Linked DNA regions of Homo sapiens: all the other regions are linked to region 1. Evidence: chromatin loops called from intact Hi-C (ENCODE). Cell type or tissue: heart right ventricle. All regions are shown on one strand. Links, peaks and the distances in the headings refer to the core of each region. The heading gives the core; the rest is flanking DNA.

What was found. Peaks named below come from ENCODE experiments on the same cell type or tissue, not always from the same donor. Only the 100,000 strongest peaks of a DNase experiment are listed, where the experiment ranks them.
Region 2: it touches region 1 in a loop (3-fold over the local background); 20 of 110 quality-filtered maps call a loop at or near these places.
Region 3: it touches region 1 in a loop (2.8-fold over the local background); 11 of 110 quality-filtered maps call a loop at or near these places.

Annotation. Positions count from the first base shown.
Region 1 is chr18:13,211,307-13,221,242 of GRCh38, forward strand. It overlaps LDLRAD4 (low density lipoprotein receptor class A domain containing 4), which reads left to right and starts at 7,454. Exons shown (of 7, transcript NM_001378100.1): 1 at 7,454-7,682. It overlaps LOC124904255 (a long non-coding RNA gene), which reads right to left and starts at 5,966. Exons shown (of 2, transcript XR_007066300.1): 1 at 4,806-5,966. RefSeq lists silencers at 5,945-5,994, 6,075-6,124, 6,245-6,614. In heart right ventricle, for the core only: CTCF peaks have their summits at 4,949, 5,157 and 6,008; DNase peaks (open chromatin) are centred at 4,935, 6,455, 6,975, 7,535 and 2 weaker places; H3K4me3 peaks cover 3,518 bases; H3K27ac peaks cover 4,151 bases.
Region 2 is chr18:13,285,770-13,295,705 of GRCh38, forward strand. The region is part of intron 2 of LDLRAD4 (low density lipoprotein receptor class A domain containing 4); the gene reads left to right. Among named protein-coding and RNA genes, the nearest start is that of C18orf15, 51 kb to the left of the region's middle. RefSeq lists enhancers at 547-1,100, 5,990-6,500. In heart right ventricle, for the core only: no CTCF peak of the experiment used is centred there; a DNase peak (open chromatin) is centred at 3,968; H3K27ac peaks cover 1,641 bases.
Region 3 is chr18:13,302,479-13,312,414 of GRCh38, forward strand. All of the region lies in intron 2 of LDLRAD4 (low density lipoprotein receptor class A domain containing 4), which reads left to right. Among named protein-coding and RNA genes, the nearest start is that of C18orf15, 68 kb to the left of the region's middle. RefSeq lists a silencer at 1-17 and enhancers at 1,130-1,631, 1,632-2,131. In heart right ventricle, for the core only: no CTCF peak of the experiment used is centred there; no DNase peak of the experiment used is centred there.

The DNA of each region.
Region 1 (9,936 bases), core at 992-8,991:
AATGAGAACACTTGGACACAGGGTGGGGAACATCACACACCGGGGCCTGTCGTGGGGGAGGAGGAGTGGGGAGGGATAGCATAAGGAGATATACCTAATGTAAATAATGAGTTAACTGGTGCAGCACACCAACGTGGCACATGTATACATATGTAACAAACCTGCGTTTTGTGCACATGTACCCTAGAACTTAAAGTATAATTAAAAAAAAAAAAAAAGAATGCCAAAGGCAGCTTCCAAAGGCGTGTCAAGGAATGGAGTGGAAATGAGCTGTTTAAAGCCTCAGTGCAGCGTGAGTGTCTGCAGGCAATGAGCTTCAGGCACTCCTCAGCGGCACTTCATTCAGCCCAGGGGAGTGAGCTGAGCCCTTTCCTGTGGAGGGAGGAGGCCTGCGAGGTGTCTGGGGAGTCTAATCCAGTGGGCAGACTGCCTCTCTGCTTTTCCCCGCCTGAGAGAGCTGGCTCTGCTGCTGAGTGACCCCGCCTTACAAAGTCCTCCCACATCCAAGAGTTCCCTTTTTGCAAAACCTTAAAAATGTGGTGTTATAATATAAATGTGTATGACGTTTACACACAGCTAATGAATTCACTAGCATAAAGCTAATGAATTTTTACATATGCATATACCCCTGCAACCACACTAGATGAAGACAGATCATTTCCCTCTCCCCCAAGGGCTCTCTTGCCCCTTCCCACCCACTACCATCCTGAGTGACCATGGATCTAACTTCTATCATCATCGGTTAGCTTCTCCTGTTTTGGAACATCACACAAATAAAACCATATGTTACTATTCTTTTGAGCCTGAATTCTGTCATTCAAATAAGTTTTTGTGGCATTTATCCATGTTGTGTGTGCCAGCAGTTTCATGGGTTTAAAAAAATTTTATTTTATTTTAATTTCCGGGGTCCATGTGCAGGACGTGCAGGTTTGTTACATAGGTAAATGTGTGCCATGATGGTTTGCTCCACCCATCAACCCATCACCTAGGTATTAAGCCCGGCATGCATTAGCTATTTAACCTGATGCTCTTCCCACCACCGCCACCCGCTCTCCCCTGACAGGCCCCAGTGTGTGTGTTGTTCCCCTCCCTGTGTCCATGTGTTCTCATTGTTCAGCTCCCACGTATAAGTGAGAACATGAGGTGTTTGGTTTTCTGTTCCCGTGTTAGTTTGCTGAGGATAGTGGCAAATTTACAAGAAAAAAATAAATAATCCAATTAAAAAGTGGGCAAAGGACACGAGCAGACACTTCTCAAAAGAAAACACATGTGGCCAACAAACATATTTTAAAAAGCTCAATATCACTGCTCATTAGTTTCACGGTTTTTAAACTACTCTGTAATCTTCCATTACACGGGTGTACCAAAATTTATTTATCTTTTTTCCCTGATGGACATTCGGGTTATTTCCAGTTTTTTTCTCTTGCGTTTGAGCAAGCCAGCATGAAGCTCCTCGTGGGTGCCATTTGTTGGACATCTGCCCTCAGTCCTCTTGTGCCCTCGCAGGAGGAGAATTGCTGGGATGCAGGTTCTACTGACTCCTTACCCTGGTGAATGTTTACAATTGTCACTGTTTCCAACCTCAGCCATTCTAGTGGGTGTGCTATTTCGTGAGTTCAGTGCAAACCGAGCGAGTACCTCTTCCCATGCTTGTTGGCTACTTAAGTATCTTCTTCCGTAAGGGACCTTTTCAAGGAATTCGCCCTTTTCTTATGGAGCACGTTCCGGTAAGGAAAGCCACATTGCTATGTTCTCTACAAACGACCCCTCACCAGCGGGACAGGGAGATGCAGAGGCACACAATCCTGCCTCCGTCAGTGTTTGATGAAAAAGCAGAGCCTCTGAAAGCAGCCTGGGACCAGGGATTTATGATGGGCCGCTGTGGCTGGTGAGAAGCCGTGGGAGGCCATGGCTCTGGGACTGGCAGGCCCGCAGGCAGAGTGAGGACAAACCACACTCACGGGGACACCTGGAGCCCTTGAGGACAGGGCAGCCTGGGCCGTCTCACACTCCTTCAACCTCAGGGATACTGGTGACCTGAGGACGAGGAGGGTGCCCTTCTCCACAGGTGCCCTTCTCACATTCCTCACCCGGGACTGGGGATGCTTCGGGGGGAGGCCCAGTGGGGACAAGGGGACCTCAGGTAAAGGAGGTGTGAGGGCTTCACAGCACCTGGAACCCCACAAGACGCTGCAAACGGCGACTTGCCTTCCTCCTTCCAAATCTCACACAACTTTCTCTGCGGCCAACTGGACCTGGAACCTTGCAGGGAAGGAATTCTGGGAAGCATGGGACCCGCACGGCTCAGCTGACACAGTATAAACTCACCAGAGCTTGTCCTTGCTTGTAAGGCAGTGAAAAGGACTGAAGGAAGCTAATATTTATTGAAAAGTAAATAAACATTTATTTATTTACCTTTTGGGCCGGGTACCTTGCTCAACACTTAACTTGCTGGCAATTTATACCCCAGTAGACAGCTGACTGAACCATGTGTCAGAGAGAAATGGAGAATTCAGAAGGGAGGCCTCAGAGGCCACCTCAAACCAGCAGCCATCACTGCAGCCTCAGAGACCCAGAGCTCAGGGAAGACTCAGCTACCCTGGGATGCTCTGTGGGGTGCAGGGGACTTGGGGGCCACCTTGGCAACAGGACAGATAGAGCTGTGGCTGTACAGACTGAGATGCGGGAGGTGTGCGCAGGGCTGGGGAAACTTTAGGTACTGTAATATTTGTAAGAGATCTGACAGTACATGTATCACAGCTCAGGAAACGCTTCATCATTTTTCAGCGATGTAATGTGTAGATACCACACACAAATATGTCTGGATGGATTGTCTTTGAGGTCACACATTTCTTTCTTTCTTGCTGTGTTTTCCCTTTGTCTTCACTCCCTGGCCCCTAAGGAGAGAGCAGGTGCTGTGGCTTTTGCCCAAGGAGAGAGCTCTGCAGCCAGGCTGAGAGCAGAAGTTGCCTGCAGAACACTTCTCTTTCCATCCTGTGTGATTTTCAACCTGATCCCAAAGGAAGTGAATGAGGTTGGTGGGTCCTGGAGCAGCGGGGTCCACAGGATCCCAGGGAGGGGATGGGTATGCAGATGGGGACTTGGCCAGTGTCACAGAAGACCCCATGAAGTAGTAACTATTACTTCCAGTGTACAGATAGACGCTGAGGTGTGGCGATGCTGCGTGTTGGGGCGAAACGCGCAGGAGAAGTCGTCCAGGCTCAGGGACAGAGCCCTTGCTCCGGGGCTGCTCATCGTAGATTCTGGTCCTGAGAATCTAGAGCGGGGCTCCCACTTCTCCAGGACCAGAATTACCCACATGAAGCTTCTCTTTCTCATTTCCTTCTATTTCTCATTTAAATTAAAGAGTACAAGGCATAGGATGAATCATATTGGATAAATTTCATTTAAATGTTATGCATGAGATCCAAGAAACAAAATTGTGTTCTCAAATTCACATTCAACTTGAGGTCACTTGGCCCTCAAATTCCCTTTTTCTCAACATTCGTTCATGTTTCCCTTTTCTATTTATGTCTCCTTAGATGACTGACTAGCAAACTTCTATGGACTAAGTATGGCCAGGGTATAATTGACATGAGACAGGCTGCAAGGATTGACAGTGAAAAATAATCTTTTTCACCTCTCACTCTTTGAAACCAATTTCAGTTGATTTCCACCCAATTTTAGTAATATTTATCTCAATATTGTTTACTCATCTATCCCAATACTAAGGTACCATTCATTCCAAAAAACCCTTTGAGCCCCTTGTGTCAGGCACTATTCTGTGTACTGGGGTCCAAGTTCTCCACCAACGGAGCAAAACAAAGTCTCCGCTCTGCTGCGCTTCAGTCTGGGCCCTTGGAATGAGCGAATGGTCAGGATGAAGCCGATGTAGAATCATGTTGCATTTTACAGAGAGCAAACTTACATCTAAGTACCTCGAACTCTTAGCATTGCTATAGGGAGAGTGTGTGTGTCTGGAAGGGTGTGGGAGGGAATAGCTGAAGTGGAAAACAAATACAGGGAGGACTGAGTAGGAAACACAGGGACAGGCCGGGCACGGTGGCTCACGCCTGTAATCCCAGCACTTTGGGAGGCCAAGGCGGGCGGATCACGAGGTCAGGAGATCGAGACCATCCTGGCTGACACGGTGAAACCCCGTCTCTATTAAAAATACAAAAAATTAGTTGGGCGTGGTGGCGGGCACCTGTAGTCCCAGCTACTCGGGAGGCTGAGGCAGGAGAATGGCATGAACCTGGGAGGCGGGGTTTGCAGTGAGCCGAGATCACGCCATTGCACTCCAGCTTGGGCGACAGAGCGAGACTCCGCCTCAAAAAACAAAACAAAACAAAACAAAAAAAAGAAAACACAGGGACAGGTTCCTCCCATATTTTCTAGAGATAGAAATACAGAGCCGCAGCAGTTTCTAGTTATAAATAAGATAAGAAAGGGCAACACGAGATTGAGATTCATCACAAATGGTAGAAATTGAGATTATGATTTTAAAATTCAGCCCTCAATTTAAGGCGGTTAAGTTAGACACAGAGAAATTATGTGCAAGTGAAATAGAAGGCATTGCTTTGTGGTTTTGGAAAAACTTTTCTTCTTCATTGTCCATGGGGCGTTTAGATGGAAAAAGTCATTTCTTTTTCTACCTAAAGAGGGCAAGAGCACAGTTTCTCCAACCCCAAAGCATGTGAGTTTTGCATTTGTGGACATTAAATATAAACTAAGTATATGCTTGTCAGATTAGGATAACCTGTGTGAAGCACTTATCAGCTTATTGCTCATTTAAAAAAGTTTACCCAGGCAGCCAGGTTCAAAGTTCCCCTGCTACAAGCTTCTCAGTTAGACCAGGACCTGGGCATTCCCAGCTGGAGCGGGCTCATTGCCGGGCACAGGGCAGATGCTGGCTGGTTTGCGGGCTGAGCTGAAGAACTGTCAGCGCTGCTGTAGGTAGGTGGCAGTATGGCATGCTGGTTCAGCTCCCAGCTTTCTATGCAGCTAGTTAGGGATGTAAAACCATCTCTTTGTGGTCTGAGGACAAATTACTAAATCCTTCTAGCCTCAACTTCGTCATGTGTAAAATGGAGAAGTAATAGCTCCCAGTTATTGTGAGGACTCAATCAGACAATCCATGTAAAGCGCTTAGCACAGAAGCGCTCCATGAATGGTAGTTATTATTACATCACATATGAGCACTGATCAAAGGCTAGCGGCAATTACCACCATAGCTGAGAGCTGAGGGCTTAAGGGAAACTGAATTCAGCCAACATTTCACTAACTAAAAAGTCACTGACAAATTAGACAAAACGTAGGTTTCAAAAGATTCATTTCTCTGACATTACGGAAATATGAACTGGACAACTTTTTGGGGGGTGTGTGGGGACAGTTGAAAATGTTCACTCCTTTAATCAGCTGCATCTATCTTAAACCCAGCCTGAAACCCCTGCTTAGTGTAGTATTTTGATATGTCTGCAGGGGGGTTAATTTTGGCAGAGGCGAACTAATTTTGGTGACTGCAATAAAATTGGGTTAAAATGCTCATATGCTCTGGCAGTAACCAATCCCCCATCAAACATGGTAGGGGTGGCTGGAGGCAATGCGTGTACTTCTGAACAAAGTCTGCACTCAGGTGGAGGTCAAGTCCGAAATGGTCTTCACAGGAGGTGTAGGTCCTTCAAGGAGAAAGGGTCACAGCGCGAAGAATCCATCTGACCTTCTAGGCAGGAGCCATTTCCTTTAAAGAGGGCAGGATACTAAGGGGGCGACCAGGTGGGGTCCGGGGGCGCCTCAAGCTCCTCAAGGCTCGCCGAGCACTGCTCCGTCCTACTAAGTGTCCTGCCGCCCGACTGCACGTCTCTAGGCGGCTGCCCGAGGTCCCGCGGCCCGTGGTGCACACGCAGCCCGCGAGGTACTCTGTGCTGGAACGCGCCCCCAGCCTCCCGAAACCGCCCCCGGCCTGCGGGCAGCGAGCCGGCTCCTCCGGGCGCCCCTGCAGCGTACTCTGCGCTCGGCTTGGAGTTCCCCGTGCGGCCGGCGGTGGGCGCGCGCCACGCGGGCCCGAGCCCTGGGCGGGAGTGCGGCCCCGGGTCCCGCGGCCTCGGCGCCCGCGCGCCTCCCCCACTGCCCACCCCCGGCCTCCGGGCCCGCCCCCCGCAGGGGTCGGCGCAGCCTGTGAGCCGGGGACCCCTGAGCCCCCGCCACGGCGGCCCCGGTACCCGCGGCCTGGCCGCGCGCCGGGTCCCCACCGCGGAGTGGGAAGGAGGAGGAGAGACTGGAGGAGTTGGAGACAGACACAGCCGCGGCGCGCAGTCACGGCTGGAGACAGACGGCGGCGACGGCGGCGGGAGGCGGGACACTCCCCCCTCCGGCGACTGGAGGCGGGACACCTCCCCGGCGGCCGCAGCGCCGCGTCCCCTCTCTCCCCGCGCTGAGGCTGCGGACCGGGCCCGGCGGGATTAGCAGGCGAGTGCGTTGGCCCTGCCCGCTCCGCGCGCCGCCGCGGCCGGCCGGGGATCCCCTGCAAGCCACTGAGCCGCTGCCGCCGCTGCAGCCAGACAGGCTGCGGGTGCCTGGGAAAGTGGAAGCAGGGCGGGGAGCGCGGGGGAGGCCCGGGGGTGAGGTCCTCAGCTCTTAAAGAACCCCGGCGCGCCGCGCTCCCCGCCGGCCCGCCGCGCGCCCCCTGCCGCGCCCCGCACAGCGCCCCTCCCCCTGGCCAGCAGGGCCGGTGGCCGCGGAGCCGCACTGCGGGCAGTCCCCGCCTCCGCTCCGGGGGGGCGGCCCAGGTGAGTGCGGACCCGAGGTGGCCGCAGTGGTCGGGGCTTCTGGCCCAAGTTCACCGCTGCGCTCCGGAGGGAGGGGTGGCGGGGGACTCGGGAACCGGACGCTTTGGGAACTGGACGTCCGCGAGCCTGCGCCGTCGGCTGGGGCCGGAGGGAGAAGCTGGGCGCCGAGCGCGCGAGGTCTGTGAGGCTTGGTCCGGGTGGGCTTGCCGGTGGGCACGGCGGGGATCCGGGGCTGGCCCGCGGGCGGGGTTACGCCGGTGGAGGGACTTCGCCGACCCCCACCCCGTTTTCTGTTTCCTGGTGCCCTGGGGCGCAGGGTGTCCCGCGGTTGCAAGACTGAATTCTGCACCGCCCGGAGGCCAGGATGGGCGCGCGGATGGCAGCCCCAACTGTCTCCGCGCCCCTAGGCCTCGGCGAGCCGTGGCGGGCAGGGACTGGAGGTCAGCGGGAAGCGGGAAGATCCTGCAGGACCTGACCGGGGAGTTTGCGGGAAGGAGGGGGCGGGCCAAGCCCCGCAGCCCCTCAGTCCCGCATCCTGCACCGCGCGCTCCCCGGCCCCGGCCCCTCGGGCCCGCTTCACCCGGCGTCCCCCCGGGTCCCCCCGCGCGCGTTGACGTCGGTCGCGGGACCGCCCGGAGCTCCCGGCATTGGCTGGGAAGTCGATTGTCTGGGGCTGCTGCTGTTGCACTTAGGCTGGGTCTCCGAGCCCCGGAGGAAGCAGGCGTGTGTTGAATTTCTCTCTGCCCCTCACCTTGGAATAAACAGGAAGCGACAAGCACCCAGCCCGGCCCGGCACTTGCCTTTGTGAAGGGGTCTGCCCTGCACAGCCTTTAGGAAGCTTCCTCGGGACCCCTTCCCGGTGCGCCGCCCCGGGTGGGCCTGGGGGCGCGCCCTGTGAGTACACCGGTGGAAGACAGTGGGTTCGGTTTAGGTTAAATCGCTATCGTGGCGGAGAGGGCATTTGCTTGTTTAAACTTTTTTTTTTTTTTTTTTAATTGGAAAAGGAGAAGGTTTCCCGATGAGGCAGAGGTTTTCAGGACGACAGGGACGCATGGTGGGTGGGCGGCACTGGGGGAAGGCGCATCCGAGAGTACAGCGTTCTTGGGTCACCTACCTGGAGGGACACCTCGTCGCCAGTCAGGGCAGCTAGAAGCTCTTTAAAGCAAGCAGGACTCCTTAGCTCTGCCCAGGCACAGGAATGGTTGCTGTGTGCCCATAGCCGCATGAACTAGCATGATTTTTGTTTTTCCCCCAAAATTTTTTAATTAGCTAGAATTAGATAATTTTGATTTGCTTCTTTTCTTTTCCTCTGTGTCTTGGTCTATTCCCTTCTCTTTTTCTCTTTTCTAATTATTTTGGCATCTTCTCATCCCCGGACCAGCGCTGCTTTCTAAATGTTAATTACCATTGCAATACATATTTATTGAGGGCCTACTATGTGTTAGGCATTGTAGGATGTGAGGTAAGAGTAGCTGCACAGAATGTGGGTTCTGAGCGCTAGTATTAGTAAGTTATTTGCAGTAGAGGTGGATAGAGATGGTGAGCAGCATTGACTCTCAAAAATAGGGTCCTATGGCTGGTAAGGAGGTTGGTGCCTTCTCGAAGGGCTAGTGCTGGGAAGCTTCCTTTTAAAAACGGCCCTTTCTGCCGGTTTGGCTAGCCAAGAATGGCATCCTCCTCTCTGTATCTTCCCTGGAGCTTCAGGACTGAGTATTGAATGACAGAGAAGGTTCTGCAAAGTCTGCACAGGGAGACTGCCATTGCATCAAGTCATGTCTGCATTCTGTATATGGTATTGTCTTTTCTAGTCTTTAACTCGAGTGTGTTGTCATCTGTAACTCTCCCTTTGTACTCTGCACAATTCTTCTGGAATATAGTCTTTGTGTTCAGTCAAGGATCAGAGTGTCAAATCTGAGTCATTACATAGACAAATGAGGATGTCTGAGTATTACCCATGTATATTTATTGAATTATATTTGGTTTCCCATCAACCCTTGAAATGTTATTTGATGGACCTTTCTAAGCAGTGCTTTTTAAAACAGGGGGCTAACTTCCTTATGATCTTTGAAAGCTTAATTCTTTTTAAGAGCTTCATTTTGCTATTGACATTGAACACAGTGTTAGGAATTAGGGCTGGGAATGTAAATGCCAGTAAGGGATTTGCTGTAATGGAATTGTAGCTACCTTCCTCCCTTGTTTTAAATGACCTCTCTAATTTCTTAACATTCTGCTGTTACCCTTGGAAGGGCTTGCCATTGTTGGCCATGGTCCTGGTTCGTGTAGGTTTGTATTTACATTGGAGAAGACTCTTCCCGGCAGGTTTTTAGGGCTGTCTCTTGAATCCTCTCATGGGCTTGGTTTGCAAGACCACAATCCTGCAGTGGAACGCAGCCAGTGCCAGCTGCTTATTAAGGGATTTTGTGCCAATTTGTTGGCACATTATTTGAGACTCCTGCACCCCACCCTACTCCCACTGGAGTATATACATACATAGACAAATATTTATTTTCCCCCAACTGCTGACAGTGTTCTAAGAATAGTTTTCTTGCCTGGCACGCGGAGAGCAAGGGCCCGTCTGCAGAGGTGTTTACAGTTTGGGACTGTGCTGTAGTCTTGGTTGACTTAGCAGCCTGGCAGACCAGCCTCATAGCTCCTGGGACGCTCTCTGTTTTTGCTCTGGGCTGCTGCAGGGGTAACCTCCCTGACTGATAGGGAAGCACAGTCAGAGGAGAGTGACTTTTGCTCCTTGTGCATGGTTTCTGGCAGGCAGTCCAGCAGAGATCCCTGAGCTCCTGACGTCTCTGCATGTAGCCAGCATAAAGTCTCCTTGTGGTGGGTGGGAGGTGACTGCTCTACGTCATCACGTAAAACCAAAGCCACCTCAGGGCCCTGGGCAGGAATTCTTGAAATTGTAGACTGCTCTGATCTTTCTGGTAGTCCTTGCCATGTTTCTTCTCATCTTTCTTTGGAATCTGGGCTTATCCAGTCTCTATGATGTGTCCTTCTTCCTGTGTAAGAGTTAGTAGAGAAGGAAAAATGTTATCCCTCAAGAAGTGATAAAACATTGTAAAAGAAGAGCGCACCATATTAACCTGGAAAAATTTTTGGAAATAGTTAACAGAATGTATAGCGGCACATGGATATTAAA
Region 2 (9,936 bases), core at 547-8,546, 74 kb after region 1:
AGAATGGTGGGGGAAACTCAAGCCAGTCCTTCAACTCAGCTTTCACAGCACACTGTTAACTTTGTTTCTCAAACTTTTTGTCCCTTTAAAAAAAACTGTGGTAAGATATACATAATGTGGAGAAGTTGGAACCCTTCTGTGTTGCTGGAAAAAATGTAAAATGGTTCAGTTGCTATGGAAACAGTATATTTTAACCATTTTTAAGCGTACGGTTCTGTGGCATTAAGTACATTCACGTTGTGCAACCATCACCACCATCCATTTCCAGAACTCTCTCCATTTTCCCAAACCAAAACTGTGTACCCATTAAACATTAACTCTGCATTCCCTCTCCCTCCAGCCGCTGACACCCATGGTTCTACTTTCTGTCTCTATGATTTTGACTGCTCTACATACCTCATAAGTGGAATCATGCAGTATTTGTCCTTTTGTGTCTAGTGTATTTCACTTAGCATAAAGTCTTCAGGGTTCACACACATTGGAGCCTATCTCAGAATCTCCTTCCATTTTAAAGCTGACTCATATTATGTTGTCCTTGGAACAGGAAGACGAGAGCTAGAGATACAGTTGGAAAAGAAAGTTAGGGTCAAACTATAGAGTTTTGTTATTTATTTATTTTTAGAGACAGGGTCTTGCTTTGCCACCCAGGCTGGAGTGCAGTGGCACAATCATAGCTCACTGCAGCCTCAACTTACTGGTTCAAGCAATCTTCCTGCCTCAGCCTCCTGAGTAGTTGGGAATACAGGTGTGTGTCACCATGCCCAGCTAACTTTTAAAATGTTTTGTAGAGATGAGGTCTCACTATGTTGCCCGGGCTGGCCTCGACCTCCTGGCGCCATGAGGTTTTGAATGCTCTGCATAGATTATCCCATACGATGTGGGAACCACTGCACTTTTCAGAGGAGACAGTGTCATTAGATGCGTGTTTAGGAAGCTGAGTCTGGTGGCTGAGGGTGGGAGTCAGTGGAGAAGGAGACGGAAGCTGAGAGGGCCAGCCAGGAAGGACAGTGAGGAGCTGTCCCTGGCCTGGGGGACAGGGCCTGAGCTGAAGCAACAGCTGTGGAGAAGAGGCCTGGGGTGGAGGGATCCGTGCGCCGATTGTGTTGGTAGCTGGAATGTGCAGGGCAGGTGGGGCAGAAGGTGGATTGCAGAGTGACTTTTGGGCTTCAGTCTTGGGTAAAGAGAAGGTGGTCTGAGCGGAGACAGCAGCCTAGGAGGTGGCGCTCACTCCGAGTGGAGAGCCTGGACCAGCCCGTGTGGCTGGATGCGTCTGGAGGGCAAATGTGGGGAAATGACTGGAGATTGGCTAGAAAGCAGTCAGGCTGGGAGAAGTCACCACACACAGAGACTTGGTGTCACCCGCAACAGCACAATCCCCACCAGGACGTAGAGGAAATAAGAAAGCAGCCCTCTGGAGAGCAGGAGAAGTCTGCAAATATCTTAGTATATCTTTCTATGAAATACTGTCCCATAAAGTACAGAAAGATACACTCAGATGTCTTGATCTTGGTGCTGTAATGACATTTATTATAGTATAATCAGGATGATCTGTTCTGTTATCAAGTTTTTGTTTGTTTTTCATGATTTTTCAAAAAACAGTTGTTAACACTTTTTAACGTTTAGCCCAGGTAGGAGGATCACTGAAGGCCATGAGTTTAAACAGTAAGGTTGAAATGAGTTTGCCTTCTGTATCTCTTGAGTTGTATCTGATAAAGAGAAACTACCCGGTGCTTCCCTCTGGAGAGTGGGTGCAGGGTGGGGACATCCTCTGGATAAGTAATTGGCTGGTGACTACGACGGCGCCACCCTATGGTGTGGGCTTCTGTAACCTTCTCCACTGTCTGCCCTCAGGTTATGGGGTGGGGCGGGAGGTGCCCAAATTCTTATTCCTACACTCTTCTGATTTCACATTGAACTTAGTGTGGATGGATGGAGAGAGAAACACTTATTATGAGGATTGGATTTAGTCCCAATTGAAACCTGGTAATCAAATATTTATTTCAGAGAAAATGCAAGTAATTAATATAAGCTTCCTACAATTTAGAATAATTAGTGGAAGAATGACTAGAAAATACTGACATTGGTTCAATACAGAGAAAAACGTTAAAAACCTTATCTCACAAGAGGCAAAGACATTAAGGCAAAATGTACCTGCATAACTAGTTTTAATTTAGTAATTTGGGTGTTTAGGTATTTTTAGAAAATCTCATATAAACGTAGAAGCCGTCAGATAAATGACCAGATGCTACTATTATCCTCTCCAAAGTGATCACTCTATTCCGTGAAGAAGGTGGAATGGGAACAATTACTAATTTGTATTCCTTTCACATTTTGAACTGAGGATTTACTTCTGTAGTAATCCTAATTGTAATATTTGGGTGGTGGTTTTAATCAGTAAAATGTCTGGCAGTTTTATAATCCTCTAGATAAATGTGAGTTGAATGTAATGCAGAATGAAATAGGCAAATGTCCCAACCTCAACTTCAGGTGAATAAAGGAAAATGATATCCTTTTAGCCACCTTCCATTAGCTTAGCCAAAATTACACTGATAAAGGTCTCTTCCCTATCTGTTTAAAGGACACGTGTATTGAAACTGAAAGATTAGTTTAGCTATCCATATTAGAGTTGTTTATATTAAAATTGTGTCCAATTTATAGTAAAGAAAAATTTAGTTGCTAATAGGACCAGATACACAACTTTGGCTATTTCAAGTTAAAATATTGCTGAAAAATTCTATTTCAACAATCTAAAAATAATCTGTAAAGGTGTTAGCGCAATATAGTGACTATGAAAGAAAAGCCATGCAGAAGTCACTCTGCAAGGTGAGTCATGGGGCCACAGTAGCAGCCCCGCAGACCGTGGTCACTCTGCAAGGTGAGTCACGGGGCCACGGTAGCAGCCCCACAGACCGTGGTCACTCTGCAAGGTGAGTCACGGGGCCACGGTAGCAGCCCCACAGACCGTGGTCACTCTGCAAGGTGAGTCACGGGCCACGGTAGCAGCCCTGCAGACCGTGGTCACTCTGCAAGGTGAGTCACGGGGCCACGGTAGCAGCCCCACAGACCATGGCAATTGACCGCACCTTCTGCACTGTGATGACACCCGCAAAGCATGAGGACCTCCTGATATGACTGTCCTACTTAGAAGCACTTAAAACACCACCTAGGAAAGAAATGAACAAGCACAGAGCTTTGGCAGGAGAACTTAGGCACTGTGGAAACAGCCTCATCCAAGCCCCAAGCCTTCAGGCATTTTGACATCTGGGGACTTTTAGAAACACCAGTCAGGCCTCATAAGGAGCTGGGACTCTGTTCCTCTTTGCAACAATTCAGAAGGCTCCACTGCTTGGTATTTTCCACATGGCTGTAAAGGTCCCAGCACTGGAGCTGTTTAGCAGTTGTTTTGAATATGCTCTTGTGTCAGTCTTCTGAGTTCTAAAAGTAAAATTGTTCAGTTCCAGCACGCATAATGGTTTAGTTCCTAGGGACTTAAATCACATCATATTCACTTTCTCATTTGTCTCATTGCATAGGTGTATAAACTGAGGAAATGAGAGATTATTTGAGGCCTAGACTATTTGTGGTGACTAACAGTGTTAAAGGGAGTAAAAGCATTTTGTAGATTGCAGAACATTGAACTGTTCAAGGATTCATAAGTGTGTAAATATAAGTAGAATTTAGTACTATATGGCCAGTTACTTGACTAATCACTTAACACGAAATCTTCAGGAGTGTCATCTGTCTTTAATTTACAGTTGAACAAAAACACCGACTCCATCTTTTGGGAGCTTCAGTGAAGAAAGCATAAATAAGACTGTGATGAAGTTTGCTAGCTGGCCACTGTCATACTTTGCAAAGTAAAAGAGAGATGAGTCATTGCTAAAATTATGGGGCCGTCTGTCTCTATGCTCAGCCACAGACCCAGCTGTGTCCAGTCCTGAGCCATTGGGACTGCCGTGGAGAGATGGGAGGTGGAGAGAACAGCTGGGTTGCAGAATGCCAGATGTAAATTCCTTCTTGCTGAAGTTGGGTGCTCGAGCTTCTAGAGGTGAAGACTTGTCTTCAAGAATAGGCTTCCTCCTACATGAAGAATAATCCCATCATATCTCAGCCTTCCTTGTGATATTGGGGGCTCCTGGAAGAGGTTCAGCAGCCTCTAGGAGAACCATGGGAACATTCTGGATGTTCCGGTCAGGACAGCAGATTCCTGCCCTTCCCATACCCTGTTGGGGAGTTTTACTGTGTGGGCAGACGTGGTGGGCTCAGTAACTGTGTGGGGCTGTACCCTGTGGGGAGACCTCAGTCCTCCCATCTGAGCACAGCTGGAGGAGCCGGCAGGGCCTGGGTAGTTGGTGCCTCCCCTTTGCTGATGGGGCACCCATTCTTCCCCCTGGTTATTGTCAAACTAGATGATTCTGTTTCCCCATAATTCTCAGGGTCCTCAGTGCCTTGATCCTTGAAGAGGAAGAGGGGCTGGGGATTCCTTCCTGTCCCTGGTTTTCCATAGAAAAGTATCAGTTAACCTTTTACATACCTAAAATGTTTGGCTTGCAGATAGTTTCAGAGTTTGTAGCAGCCTCCTGTCCATTAATCGTTGTTTATATCTTAAGCATTCTCCAACTATCTCAATATATCTTAACTTATTCTGGGTAAAATGATCCTGAACCATAGAACCCTAAATTATGCACTTTTTGCTTGGCTGGAAGAATTGATAGCTATTGAAAGTTTCCACTAATTTGCTTTCTTCATTTGCTTGTTTTTCTTTCTTTATTCTTCAGACAGGTATTCTTTAAAAAAAAAAAAGATCTGCGTTTGTTTTAGGCATTTTTTGGCACCTGCTTCTTGCACATGTAAAAAATTAGGGTATCTTAAAAGAGTTTTGTTGTTTACCTTCAGATGTGTGAGCTACTCCTGATTTGTGGATTTAGTGAGATATAAAACTAAAGTAGAAGTCAGGTGCTGGTGCATTCTCAGAAGTTAGATTATACCAGAAGAACAGAAACACCTTTTATCCATTAATTTAAATCACAGTTCATTTATACCAGACTTTGCCTCTAAGATCATTGGCCTATAAGAATATCTGAGGGTGCAGTCTACATAAGGACCACACTTTCAACCCCAGTGAACAGACCCGCAGGCCCTGCTCTGCACCGTGGCTTCCTGAGAGAAAGGCAGCTCTGCCCAGGGGCCCAGTCAGCCCTTCTTTTGTGACACATGGGGATTTTAATTTCCTGGGGCTAACTAAACTCTGAAGTATTTTCTCAGTTTATGATCAATAGCAAAACTAAATAAACCTAAAACAGGCTGTTTACCAAGTCTGGATGGAGTTTGGGCCTCTGAGTCACAGCACAGTATCTGCTCAGGAGCGTGTCTGAAGAGTGGCACACACATCCACGCCGCCTCTCCTTCCCCAGCCGGTCTGTTTGCTGACGTCTTTACACCTCTCCAACTGAGGCTCAATCTGTTGTGCTCCAGAAAACAAAATGACAAATGACATAATCAGCCACAAAGCCCTCTGCCACCAACAGAGGTGTTGGAAGGCAAAAGCAATTGTTAGTTTGGAAGCTCATTCACTCATTCACTTATTTATTCAATACATAGTTATTGAGTATTTGCTGAAGGAAACTATAAAATGTTGGCGCTGGCAAAAGCCTTGGACAAATCAAATTGTACAGTTGCAGAGGGTGAGGCGCAGATGGCTGTGATGATCGGGCTGTGGTTGCAGAACGTGTAGCTTGAGCTGCGGGGACCTGGCCGGGTCCCTGGGTGTCTGGAGCACCTCTCACCTCCTCACAGGCACAGCTCTTCCTTCGCCCACAGTAGGCTCTGCAGGCTGGCCCGTCTGAATCCCAGCTGAGTTACCCCAAAGCCACAACTAGATCTGAAGACTCTCAGGAACAATGAGGGTCTCATCAGTATAAGTGTGATCGATCTTTAAAAACTCCTGAATTTTAACGAAGCAATGTTTCTGAGGAATTAGAATGTGCCATTTCATGACCAATGTAATTTTCTCTTGCATTCTTGAGCGTACAATTTTTCTTGAAGATTGTGCTTTTTTATGCTTAAGATTGACTGGGTATACCAAGCAGAGGTCCCAGCATGGGGCGTTTTTCATTTACCAGGAAAATATGGCCCTGAAATCTGTTGGGCTGACTGCTTGGTTACTTTTTGAGCCAATTTGATGAAATTTTGGAAGATATCCCAGTGAAACGAAATTTTCCCTTCTAGGCTACCAAACAGAAGTTGGGTGTTTTTAGTGTAGTCTGTCCACATGCATTTGCTGTGTGCCCTTCAGAGGTGCAGCTGGGGTCAGTGAAGCACTGTGGGATTCAGAAGTTCCCTGGCCTCTAGGAGCTTGCCGGCTGTCTGGCTGTGGGGTGGATGGAGATAATGGTAGAGCATGTCTGCAGGCCAGATTACTCTCCTCATTCACTGGCTTGGGTGCTTCAGTGGCACGTGGCAAACAGCAGCACTGGGTGCACCTTGCTGTGCTCATAGACTGTCTGTGGGTGGGCTGCTGGCACAATGCCTGGGCGTGCCCTGGGCATATTTGTGGCCCTGTGATCTGCGCTCTGTTCCTGTCACTTTCTCCCACTAATTCAGATGGTTATGTGGCTTGAGATGATGGCAGGTCAGGAACATTAGAGTTATAAAATATTTTTGGCATTTAGAAACATTCTAGACATTCTCCCATCCGTAGGCTGTGGGTTAGCCCTTACAATATCCCATGAAATGAAACATCTCCAGTACGTTTTGAGAAAGGAGAGAGGATGCCATTGGGGTGGGCTTTCTCAGGCCCAGTTCTGTCATGGAAATGTTGAAAACCTTTACAAATCATGCCTCTAGGTGCAGAAATTGAAGCATAAGGGAGCCCTAGGAGGGACTGAATACCATGAGGCGTGGAAAGATCTTTCTTGGTTTCTGCTTTCTTCACTTAGCAGCACAGTGTTTTCTGGTTATTGCATGGAGGATTTATTTTGCAATTAATGAGGCAGCAGTAGGTGGCCTTCTACTTTGTGGGAGATCAACACTCCTGATACAAGTTTTTCATTGGCGATCCCGTTACTGAATTGCCTCAATAATTCCAGGGCACAAAGGCCACTGGAGAGAGATCTAGGAGTTTTCCAACCCCGGGGATGCCCGGAAATGAGACGATGACGGAGGCCATGCGGATTCCACGAGTTCAGCGAGGTCTTGGAGAGAATGCCCTGGAGGCAGGCGAGCTTTGGTTCTGGGGCTCGAGCACCACGTCCCAGGAATGCTGTGAACCTTCACTGCTGACATCTTAACTTAAAAGGTGGATGCATGCTGAAAACACAAACTTGAAATCACTGGTTGAGCTCTTGGCTACATTACAGTTTTTGACAGTCTTTGAAGCACTGAAATGTGTAATTTGGTTTTATGTCTTTCCTATGGCCTGTGGTCAATTTTTGGAAAACTCACCCTTTTCTAGACATATTCATTTAGTCCTGGGTGGGGTAAAAGGAGAGGAGACAATATTCCAGGTTGCTGCTGTGACGTTTTGCCACATAGACGACCTGTAGCCAATCTCCTGTGTGAGTGTGTGTGTTTGTGTGCTTTCTCTAAATCAGCAGTATTTGACTGTGATTATTTTATGGCTTCTGTTTCCCCTCTACCACCTCTGAACAGATACCGAAATTATTGAATTAAGGATAGATGCATGGAGCAAACACCTCCTCATGTAGAAGTTATGCAAACCTATGCAAACCCCATACAAATGAGCTGGCCAGGCCAGTGTCTAGTTGGGCAAAAATATCGGAAATATTGTGCACACCAGCCTGTCATTGCTGTCACAGAAGGAGAGCAACAAGGAGAAGGGTTATCTCTGGTGCATTTCTGGATTAAATCATAACTTTAGAATACTTTTCTCTTTTACAAAGTCTGACTGTCTCTCTAAGTAAGACATCTTGGATAAATGTCCCTTTCCCTCTCCGTGTTTCCGCATTGCATGTTAATTTTCAGGTGGCAGTTTTATCTCATTAGTCATTGTCACTTCCACTGATCACCCCTTTGAAGCTACATGTAAACTTTACTTTTAAACTTTCTAAAAATGCGGCTTTCCCCCCTTGCTTTAGGTTCCAGAAAACGCTTTGTTCCTGGCACTGTCCAACCTTAGGGATCACATAGGAGTCAGGCTCACAGGCTTCTGGGGCCAGAGGAGCACTTTAATACCAGGTCAGCAGTCACTCAGTTGTTTCTGAAGTTGGAATGGCAGATTTGTCTCAGTGGTTCTCCTTTTAAACCCTTTTATGCCGGAGGTTGCAATTTTTTGAATTGCAGACGTGTGAAAAATCAGACCTTGGCAATGACCTTGAGCAGTAGGATATAAATAACTCCCACATGCTTAGCGTTCCAATAATGGAACACTGCGCATAAATGGGTTAATTAACCTCCGGTGATTTAAGTTTAACTCTGTAAAGTAAGCTGAGAAGTGTGCATGGGAAGTGCAGTTTCTGTCCGCGATGAAAGGGCTGAAGGTGGTCCAGGTGGCTGCTCTTGGCAGCACCTGAGGGCTGGGGGCACGTCAGACAGACGGCCCAGCCGGTGTGCGGAAGCGTTGACCAAGATAACGGCCCCTTCTCCACAAGGCTTAATCACTCGACCTGAATGCATGGCAAGGCATTTTTGTCATCAAAAGGATGAGGTCTGTGGTGGCTTAAAATGTAGCTGTTATTATAGAAGAGTGAGTTACGTCTTTTCTTTAGAACAGAAAGAGACCAAAGCTATCTCATAGAACTAAAACCCCTCAATGACAAGTGAGGAAGTAGATGTGAGAGGTCACGCGACCTCCTGAGGTCCCAGCCTTCCTAGGCGGTGGAGCTGTAGAGAGGGCTCTTCACTGCTGCCTGGCCCATCTGGGGTGGCCTGCGCTCGGGGACACAGGCGGATGAGGAGGATGTTGTGGAGCCCACTGAAAATGAGAGTCTTAATGGTCACTAGGAAAATTCCGGTTGCAGACTTTTTACATCACACTTGATATTAGGACAGCCTACCTACTTGTTTGAGTGTCACAGCCTGATATGTAAAATAGTAAAAAAAAAAAAAAAAAGTTGTCTTTTTAGCTTGTTTTTTATGTGGAGTAGCTGAGAGACTGTATTCTTGCTGGACAGGAACATGAATTCTGTCTTTAGAAAATGCTTAGGAAAAGGGAGTGTACTGGGGACCGGCTGGTCTGATTTTAGGCATATGCACAAGGACTTTGTAGTATCAAGCGCAATAAAGGTCATGCGTTGGATTCATAGGTAAACCCTTCTTGCCCTGAAAGAAGCAAATTGTGGAATCTCTGTTTCAGGCTGAGGAATTGGACCAACAGCATTCCTAAGGGGGAAGTTGCTTCAGCAAATATGGCAGCAGTAGGGAGACCCCATTTTGGCATCTGGACATTGTAGAAACTCAAGATACTTTCTGTCTTGCTTGGAATTTCCCCTCACACAGGGCTTACCCTCCACACACCAACATGCATATTCTTGCATGACATGCTCACATCCTGGAAAGCTGAGCTGGACCTTGTGGCTGGGATGGCCTCAAAGTTGATTATGTTGTAGGGTTTCTTCTGTAGAAGCATCCGCTGATCAGCTGCATGTGTGGGGTCATACTGTGCCCGAGCCCAGGGAATACCAGTGGCTCCTGTGTGTGGAAGCCTGGCGTGGGTGCAGGGCTTCTTCACCATCTCCCTGCAAAGTCAGCTGCATCGTGCATGTCACCTGGACTTACTAATAACATCAAACATATCTTCCCTATCCAGTGGCTTGTACACAAAGTTAAATCTGTAGAAGAAGCAGAATGTGTTTTAAAGAATCAACTGGCACCTTGAAATGTTAAGCATTGTATACTGACTGAGCTATGATGGTGGTAGTCTGGTGACTCCCAAGGGGGAAAAGTAACTTTGTGTGGTTTTTCAGGGAATACATATTC
Region 3 (9,936 bases), core at 1,365-9,364, 92 kb after region 1:
CAGATTTGGGGATAGGTTAAAGGAAACTCACAGGGCTTTGCTGTTTCAGCCTCAGAGACCTTTTACATTTTCAGTTAAATACTTACTGATGTGCATGGAGGCCAAATGCAGATGAGTGTCCTGCATGAAATTTATTCTGCCCCAAGTGGAAGGGGAATGTATGCCCTGGTGAGAAGGTTCCTGGAGGCCAGAACGCCTTGCTAGCTCTGCAACTACAGAGGGAAAGGAGGAAAACATGCACTGCTGTTACACGCAGTTATGGTACATGCAGTTGTTATGTTTATGCAGTTATGGTACATGCAGTTACTGTTACATGCTGTTATGTTACATGCAGTTGTGTTACATGCAGTCATGTTTATGCAGTTTTGTTATATGGAGTTATGTTACGTGCAGTTATGTTACATGCAGTGCAGTTATGTTACATGCAGTTACTGTTATATGCAGATTTGGAGCCCGACCTGCTGCTGACTGTAAAATGAGAACTTGGCCATGGTCCAAGAGGAAAGCTTTTGGTTCCTGCTTTTTAGAAAGATTTATTGGGGGTAGGCTTTAATGAATAGACAGATTCTTTAGACTTCTCCAGTGGCCTGGGGCTGTCTGCCCTGGGCACTCAGCTGACCTCAGAGCTGCCCACAGGGAAGGCACCGGAGGGCAGGAGTGCACCCCTGCAGGGCACATGCTGGACAGCAGCCATGTGGTGCCTAGACCCCGGCCCAGATGTCTCGTCAGATCCGTTGAGGGGGAAATAGGTTAACTTTGTCTTCTGAAGACAATTTTTTTTCCCTAGAGGCAGGGTCTCACTCTGATGCCCAGGCTGAAGTGCAGTGGTACGATCATAGCTCACTGCAGCCTCAGCTCCTGGGTTCCAGCAATCTTTCCTCCTCAGCCTCCTGAGTAGCTAGGACTACAGGTGCATGCCACCATGCCAGCTAGTTTTTTTTGTCTTTCTTCCTTTCTCTCGCTCTTTCTCTCTCTCTCCCCGTTTCCTTCCCTGCCCTCCTTCTCTCCTTTTCTCCTTCCTTCTTTCCTTTCTTGTAGAGAGGGGCTCTCGTTATGTTGCCTGGGCTGGTCTCAAACTCCTGGGCTCAAGCAGTCCTTTTGCCTTGGCCTCCCAAAGCCCTAGGATTACAGGTGCGAGCTACTGCTCCTGTCCGAGACTTTCCTTTTGATGAAAGAAAAAGGGAGTTATTTTCTACATGAGCTAAATCTTTTAAATGAATCCCCCTCCTCCTCACTCCCCAAGAAAAAGAGAAAGGAAGATGAAAAACCCCCAAAATAGAACAGAACCCTCTTAGGAATGGGAAGCCCATGCATCTTTCTGGGGACCTCTTGTTGAAGGCATTAGCTAGATAAGCACCAGGTTCTCCTAGTAAGAGGGCTAAGGAGATCCTAGCTGCTCCATAAGATGTGATGAAAAGAAGGAATGAGCTTCAGTTGTACAAAGGCCCACGAGTCATCTGCAAACTATGGCCTGAAGTGTTGGTAGACAGTGCAGTTGTCACCAGGAAGTCATTTCTGGAATTTTTCAGGCAAAGCAAGCACCTGGAAGGATTTGAGTAGAGTCCTGCACCGCCAGGGGTGGATCCAGGGTCCTGGGGTCTGGTCCCCCCGGGAGGCAGCCCTGCTGCTGCAGTCCTGGACTCCAGTGCACAGGCTCCCAGGCCAGGACCTGGGCGGCTTCCCGGCTTCCACACTCAGGGCTCATCTTGGTGGATGTTGCACAGGAGTTGGACCTTAGATATTCCTAGAGGTCTCCACCTCTCAGCATCTCTGGCTGAAAGGTGGTTCCTCTGTAGAATGTTGTGACTGTATGGTGTGGGCAGCGTGGGGAAGGGGAGGAGGAGGAGTTAGTTTTTCAAAGAAGATTTCCTGAGCTCACAGTTGGTTGGTACTCACATGTTGAAGAGTGCAGAGATGGGAGATGGCCCTCTTGGTGCTAGTGTCAGGTCTGTATCTCTGTGTTGGGCCTGGCTTGGTCAGAATGGTCTCGTGCAGCAGGGATGACTTCAGGGAGTCCCCAGCATGCTGTCGCAGCACAGGCTGTGGGGCAGGCCACCTGGAAGCTGCTGGGGAGGGCTGGGAAGGTGGTTCTTTCAGACTCCCCTGAGGAATGAGGCCAGGCAGCCACTGCCCTGTATACACCGACACACGCTTCAATCCTTGTCATGGCAACATCAGCCCTTTTGAGTTTAACCTGCTGCAGGTTTGGGCAATGGGCCCCATTTGTTTTGGTTTCAAATTATGATATTCAAGAATAATTTCCATTTTATGAAACTCCTTGTCATGGACACAGACCTGAAGATGGGAGACTGCTAAACCTGGTCCTGCTGTGGGGGTGTAGGAGGGATCCCTAGGGATGGGGACAGGGAAGATGACACAGCAGACGGAAGGAGTGTGAGGAAGGCAGACTCAGCCTGCATGCGTCAGCCTGCTGACGGAGGGCGTGTTTATCATTTCACAGTTGAAAAACTGAAAAACTTAGTTGACTCTTGTACAACATGGGTTGAAACTGTGTGGGCCTACTTGTATACAGATTTTTTTCAATAAATATATTGGAAATTTTTGGAGATTTTCAAATATTTGAATAAACTTGCATATGAATCTCGTAGCCTAGAAATATTGAAAAAAATTAAGACAAAGTTAGGCATGTCATGAATGCATAAAATATATGTAGATACTAGTCTATTTTGTCATTTTTATTACTGTAAAATATATGCGTACCTGTTATAAAAAGTTAAATCTTATCAAAACTTATGCACACACTTACATATATACATGGTACCATTTGCAGTCGAGAAATGTAACGCAAACACAAAGATGTAGTATTAAATCATAACTGCATAAAATTAACTGTAGTCCATTGCTATACTACTGTAATAATTTTGTAGCCACATCTGGTTGCTATTGTGGTCAGCTCAAGTTTTTTCAGTATCCACTTAAGACACTATGTGATCCTTATCATCTCCGCATGAGCAGTTCTTCTCAACAGTAAATTTCATGTCACAGTGAAAAGGAATCTCTTGAGGTTCTTGCATATTTTCACTGTATTTCCTGCAATACCATAAGCCTCGAAGAGCAACATGGGACCCAAACCCATAGGAAGTACCCCTAGTGATGCTGGAAGTGCTCCCAAGAAGCAGAGAAAAGTCATGACATTGCAAGAAGAAGTTGAATTGCTCGATTTGTGCTGTAGATTGAGGTTGGCAGCTGTGGTTACCTTTTGCCATTTCAAGATAAATGAAACCAGCATAAGAACCACTGGAAAAAAGAAAAGGAAATTTGTGAAGCCGTCACTGCAGCTATATGCCAACAGGCACAAAAACTTTGCACTTTTTGCAAAATACCTTTGTATCTTGTATTGAAAATGCAGCTTTTATATGGTAGAAGGATGGCTATTAGAAAGCTCACCTATAGACTCTAATAAGATTTGAGAAAAAGCAAAGTCGTTATATGACAAAGCAAAAGAAATGCAAAGGATCTAAAGATGGAGAATTCAGTGCCAGCAAGGGATGGTTTGATAATTTTAGAAAGAGATTTGGCTTAAAAAAAAGTCAAGATAATAGGAGAAGCAGCAGTTGAGTTCCCAGATACCATTAAGAAAATCATTGAGGAGAAAGAATATCTGCCTCTATAGGTTTATAAATGCAGATGAAAGTGGTCTATTCTGGAAAAAAAAGCTACAAAGGACATTTATTAGTAAGGAAGAGAAGCAGCATGGATAGGCTAACTCTTATCATTTTGTGCAAATGCAGTTGGGTTTATGAACAGGACGGCCCCTGAGCCTTGAAGGAAAAAGGTGAACACCAGCTGCCAGTCTTTTGATTGTAGAACAAGAAGGCCTGGACAGTGAGAACTCTTTTCCTGGATTAGTTCCATCAGTGTTTTGTCCCTGAAGTCAGGAAGTACGTTGCCAGTAAGAGACTGCCTTTTAAACTTCTTTCAATACTGGACAGTGCCCCTGGCCACCCAGAACCCCATGAGTTCAACACTGAAGGCTGAAGACTGAAATGGTCTATTTGCCCTCAAATAAGACATCTCATATCAGCCTCTAGATCAGGGTCTCAAAAGGACCTTTAAGGCTCATTACACACGGCGTTCTATGGAAAGGATAATAACGCTGTGAAGGAGAACCCTGATAGAGAGAAGGTCAGGAAAATCTGAAAGGATTTCACCATTGAAGGTGCCACTGTTGTAACAGAAAAAACTGTGAGAGCTATCAAACCCGAAACAATAAATTCCTGCTGCAGAAAACTCTGTCCAGATGTTGTGCATGACTTCATGGGATTTGCAACAGAGCCAACCAAGGAAATCATGAAAGAGACTGTGGCTATGGCAAAAAAAATAAAAAGGTGCGCCAGGGGAGAGGGGGAAGGAAGGATTTCAAGATATGGATCTTGGAGAAATTCAAGAGCTAGTAGACACCACACCAGAGGAATTAACACAGGACGACTTAATGGAGATAAGTACTTCCAAACCAGGGCCAGGTGATGGGAAAAAAACATAGAAGAAGCAGTGCCAGAAAATAAATTGACATTAGACAGTCTGGCAGAAGGGTTCCAGTTATTCAGACTGCTTTTGACTTCTTTTATGACATGAATCCGTCTATGAAGTGGGCACTGAAACTAAACAAACAGGGGAAGAAGAATTGGTGCTGTTTAGAAACACTTAGATAAATGAAAAAGCAAAAAAGGCAGATGGAAATTGCAGTGTGTTTTGTGAAGTTACACCAAGTGTGCGTGCCTTTCCTGTCCCGGTTCCCACCTCCTTCATCGCTTCTGTCTCTGCCCCGCCTGAGACAGCATGGCCAACCCTGACTCTCCCTCCTCCCCTCAGCGTACTCAATGTGAAGATAACGAGAATGAAGAACTTTATGATGGTTCACTTCCACTTACTGAATACTAAATATATTTTCTCTTTCTTATGATTTTCTTTTTTTAATTAAAAAAAAATTTTTTAAGAGACAGGGTCTTGCAGTGTTGCCCAGGCTGAGTGCAGTGGTGCCATCTTGGCACCCTGCAGCCTTGACCTGTCAGGTTCAAGTGATCCTCCCACCTCAACCTCCCAGGTAGCTGGGACCACAGGGCATGTCACCACTCCTGACTAATTTTTACATTTATTTTGAGGAGAAGGGGGTCTCACTATGTTGCCCAAGCTGGTCTCAAACTCCTGGCCTCAAGTGATCCTCCCCCTTCAGCCTCCCAAAGTGTTGGGATTACAGGCATGAGCTGCCATGCCTGGCCCCTAATTTTTTAAATAACATTTTCTTTTCTGTAGTATACTGTATTATAAGAATACTGTAAGTATATGCATAATACATATAACATTGAAAATGTGTGTTAATTGGCAGTTTATATTATCCGTAATGGTCAACAATAGGCCATTAGTAGTTACATTTTTGGGAGTCAAAAGCTATACTTGGATTTTTGACCGTGGAGCGGGCTGGCATCCCTAACCTCTATTTAAGGGCAACTATCAGATGGTTCAGAAATAAAATCAATTATCAAAGGCATTCATTCATGCCTGCTGCTGTCCACTCTGTCCCTGCCTTGTCTCTGCAGTCGTGTTTCTTATATATCCTTCTAGAATTTCTGTATGCATTTATAAACAACTTTAAAAACAAATTAGCCACCTCCACCCTTCATCAAGCCCATTTTCCTGTACCATGCTTTCGACACTCAATGTGCCTTACAGATCCTTCCACGTCCGCACACAGAAAGCTTCCCTTTTTTCTTGTCCCACCCGCCGCCCCACACCTCTCCTCTGCCTTTGTTTACAGCCATCTGGTGTCCCATTTAATAGACATGCCAGTTTACATAACCAGTCCTCTATTGATGAACCTTTGACTTAATTCCAAATTTTGCTATTATAGACAAAGTACAATGAATAATATATTTTATTTCTCTTAATTTCAATTCTCAAACATGCACGTGTACCTTTAGGATGAATTTCTGCAATTGGATGTGCCAAGGCCAGAGCGTGTGCATTTGTGGCTTTGGTTGACATCACCAAGTCGCCCTTCCTGGGGCCTGTGCTGGTGTACTCTGAGGCGCGATTGTGTGAAAGGTGGGCGAAGGTGCCTGTTCGACCACATCCTCACTGGTAGACTGGGTCACCACAGTTTTGGAAAGGTGAGAAATGGTATCTAAACATAGTTTGAATTTGCATTTCTTTTACTGGAAGGGAGGCTGCGCGTGTTTCACATCAGAGCCATGTGTGTTTGTGGTTGTTGAACTTTCTCTCTTGGATTGCTAGGAGTGCTTTATGTATTAGGGAAGCAGACTTCCCTAATGCGTGATAACGCATGCAGATACTGTTTCCAAGTTTTTGTTATTTGTCTTTTAAATTTGTTTTTGCATTTGTCTTTTCACTTTGATTTTTGCCAGGCTGGAGTTTTGATGTTTATGTGGTCATAGGTGTGAATATTTTCTTTTGTGGCTTCTGGATTTTGAGACACAGTGGCTATAGAACCACTGTAGCCAAAAGTTATGTTTGCTTTTGGTTTCATATACTTTGCTTTGGTCCTGTCTTCTTGACTTTATTTAAAATAGTAAGATATTCTTACTACATTTTTCCATTGCCCATAGCTGGAAGGAGATTGTAATTATCACCAAAGATGAAAAACTAAGGCATGTTCTCAGCAGAGGCAGATTAGACTTTAAGTTAGAGGCTTGTCCTTGGTGCAGAGGCCTGTGAGCGACCCGGCCCCACTTGCCCTGCACACCATGGCGTGGATTGTGGGCAGTCACAGGGAAGACCTCTGGCTTTGCTGGGAGCTGGGGTACGGTTCTTAGAGTGCCATTCTAGAGTGGCTTCGCGTACTGGTAATGAACGCCCATCAAGTGGCCTTGGGAATTCATGAGCCGGATGATGATGACTTCGCCGGTGAAAAGCAAATCCCAAATAGGTTGTTTTCTGTGCATTCCAGTCCCAATTTCTCTTCCAAGTAATTATTAGATGTGCCAAGCCTGTTACGTTTATTACTTACAGAATTGTTTTTGTCTGTGTGAGTTTACTGAGGACTTAGGGGTTGGTATGTGAGGAGGGGAGCCCCCCTTCTCCTGTGGGCACTCTAGCACTCTTAATAATCAGTATTAAACATGTTGAAGGCCATAAAGGAAATAACCTTCTCTTAAAAACAAGTTAGAGTCAGTCATAAAACTGTTTGCCTAGACCTTGATCACTTAAAATAAGATCTTAGATGTGATGTGTCTTTGTGGAGTATTTCCTGTGGCTCGGGAGGTGTGCATGAGAGTGGGGTCTGAGGGACAGTGAGGGGTGAAGGAAAGGTGGGAGAGAGGGCCTTCAGTGACTGTACCAAAGACTCACAGACACTGGGTGTCTTGGTGATGGGTGCACATAGCCCTTCTTTTGTGACTGAAGCTGTGTGGCCTTCATCCCACAGGGTCTGCCCTCTCCAGATAATTCTGTCACTGAACTTCAAACTGTCAATGGAACGATAGCGCAGTCTCTTAACAATGCTTCAGGACAGATAATAGAGCTGTGCGGGCAGCCTCGGTGACAGTGTTGGGAATCTGCAGAATGGCTTTGTCCACTTCTTTCCTTTCAGAGGAGACATTGAACCTCGGCATGGTGTCTCACGCCAGGAATCCCAGCATGTTGGGAGGCTGAGGTTGGGGGATCGGATTGCTTGAGGCTAGGAGCTTGAGGTCAGCCTGCGCAACATAGTGAGACCCCTGTCTCTACCAAAAAAAAAAAAAAAAATTAGCCGGGTGTGGTGGTGTACACCTGTTGTCCTAGACACTTAGGAGGCTGAGGTGGGAGGATCACTTGAGGCAGGAGGTCGATGCTGAAGTGAGCTATGATCATGGCACCACTGCCCTCCTCCAGCCTGGGTGACAGAGTGAGACTCTGTCTCTTAAAAAAAAAAAAGGGAGATATTGGTGGGCCTGCAAGGACATGCAGTTGGATAGAATTAGGACCATGTGTAGCATGGTGATAGACGTTGTGGTTGAAAAGGAAAAAAGACAGTCCTTGCCCTAGAGGTTTTGCGGTATAATCTAATCAGAGAGGCCAGCAGCATGGGTGTGGAAGAACCAGGAAAGCCAGAGCAGGGCTTTGTGGATGCTGCTGGGGGTATGGAGCAGGCAGTGACAGCTGCCTGGACCCCTACCCGCCCCTTCACCTCCTCTTCCTCCCTCAGTCTTGACCTTAGCTCCTTCCCAGGAACCTGAGGGTTCTGAGTCACTCACTGTTTGCATCTGGAATAACAGCTTCCAGGTGGGTTTTGAGCATCAGTTTGGTTGTGTGCTTTGTCATGTTTTGGCTTATCTCATTTACTGTAGATCATCTGAGATTAAATCCATAAATTAATGTATTTATTTTTCCTTATTCTTATATTTTACTTGAGAAATTTTGCAGAGTCAGACTTTTGCTAAGGAGATGATTTGACATGTTGGAAAGATGCAGATTCTGGATCCAGAGAGACGTAAGTTCAATCCCTGTTACATCCGCTAGCATTTCTGTAGCCTTAGGTATATTACATAACTCACAGAGTCTCAGCTCCCTCCTCTGTAAAATGCAGAAAGTGATACCTCCCTCAAAGGGCAGATAAAGGATAAGGGCAAATAAAAACTCTATTGTTGGGGAAGACAGAGGATGGATATGGCCTTTCCTATCTTATATTTCAGATCCATTCATTCATCTGTCCATTCAGCTGTTGAGTCCATGAGAGCTTACTGGGTGCTTCTGAGTACCAGGACATGTAATGGGTGGGACACAAACACAAATAAGACCCCATCCCACCCTCAAAAAGCCAGACAGGGACTGACTTCAGTCTTTGTCAGGGGTGGATGGTGGGTGCAACAGAGCCCACTCAGGCCTCCTGGCACCTGCCTACCGATCCACCCTCATGTGAAAGAGTCTTTGTGCATCCTGGTGGCGGTGTTGCGGGTGGCAGGAAGCTCTGATGGCCCTCCGGGCTTGGCTTCTGCCACACTCCCAGGGACTGCTAAGGAGTCGCTTTCCAGCCGTGGGTGACACTGCTGGACACCTCTCAGAGTGTCCTCTGAGGATGAGTGTCATCCTCAGAACGCCGGCCACACTGGGCAATGTTTCCAGCTGGTTGTCGCCATGTTCTCAGGGGATATTTCGTAGAGGTCTTTAAATGCTAAAGCATTGGGCATTGTGACAGCTGGCGATGCTGCTGGCACTGTGCTCTTGAGGGAAGGCGGGCCTGGATGTGGAGGGTATGCCCAAAGGCCTGAGTCCGGAAAGGAGTTCTGCATTTCCATGCCGCCTGTGGCTCACCTGGAAAATAAAAACCTGTAGGAATAGTTACAGGCTGAGCATCACTAAGCTGAGAATCTGAAATCCCAAACACCCTCAAATCTGAAACTTTTTTTTTTTTTTTTGAGACGGAGTCTTGCTCTGTTGCCCAGGCTGGAGTGCAGTGGTGCGATCTTGGCTCACTGCAAGCCTCCCCTCCCGGGTTCACGCCATTCTCCTGCCTCAGCCTCCCGAGTAGCTGGGACTACAGGCGCCCACCACCACACCCGGCTATTTTTTCTTTTGTATTTTTAGTAGAGACGGGGTTTCACCGTGTTAGCCAGGATGGTTTTGATCTCCTGACCTCAAGATCCGCCCGCCTCGGCCTCCCAAAGTGCTAGGATTACAGGCATGAGCCACCGTGCCCGGCCAAATCTGAAACTTTTTGAGTGCTGACTGCAAGTGGAGAATTCCACAGCTGACCATGGTGCCGGGTGGCAGTTTAAACTTCATTTCATGCACACAATCATTAATAATATTGTATAAAATTATATGTGTAAGGTGTATGTGAAACATAAATGAATTTTCTGTTTAGGCTTCTGCCTCATCCTGAAGATATCTCATTATGTACATGCAGATATTCCAAAATCTGAAAAAATCCAAAATTCAAAATGCTTCTTGTCCCAAGCATTTCAAATAATGATATTCAAC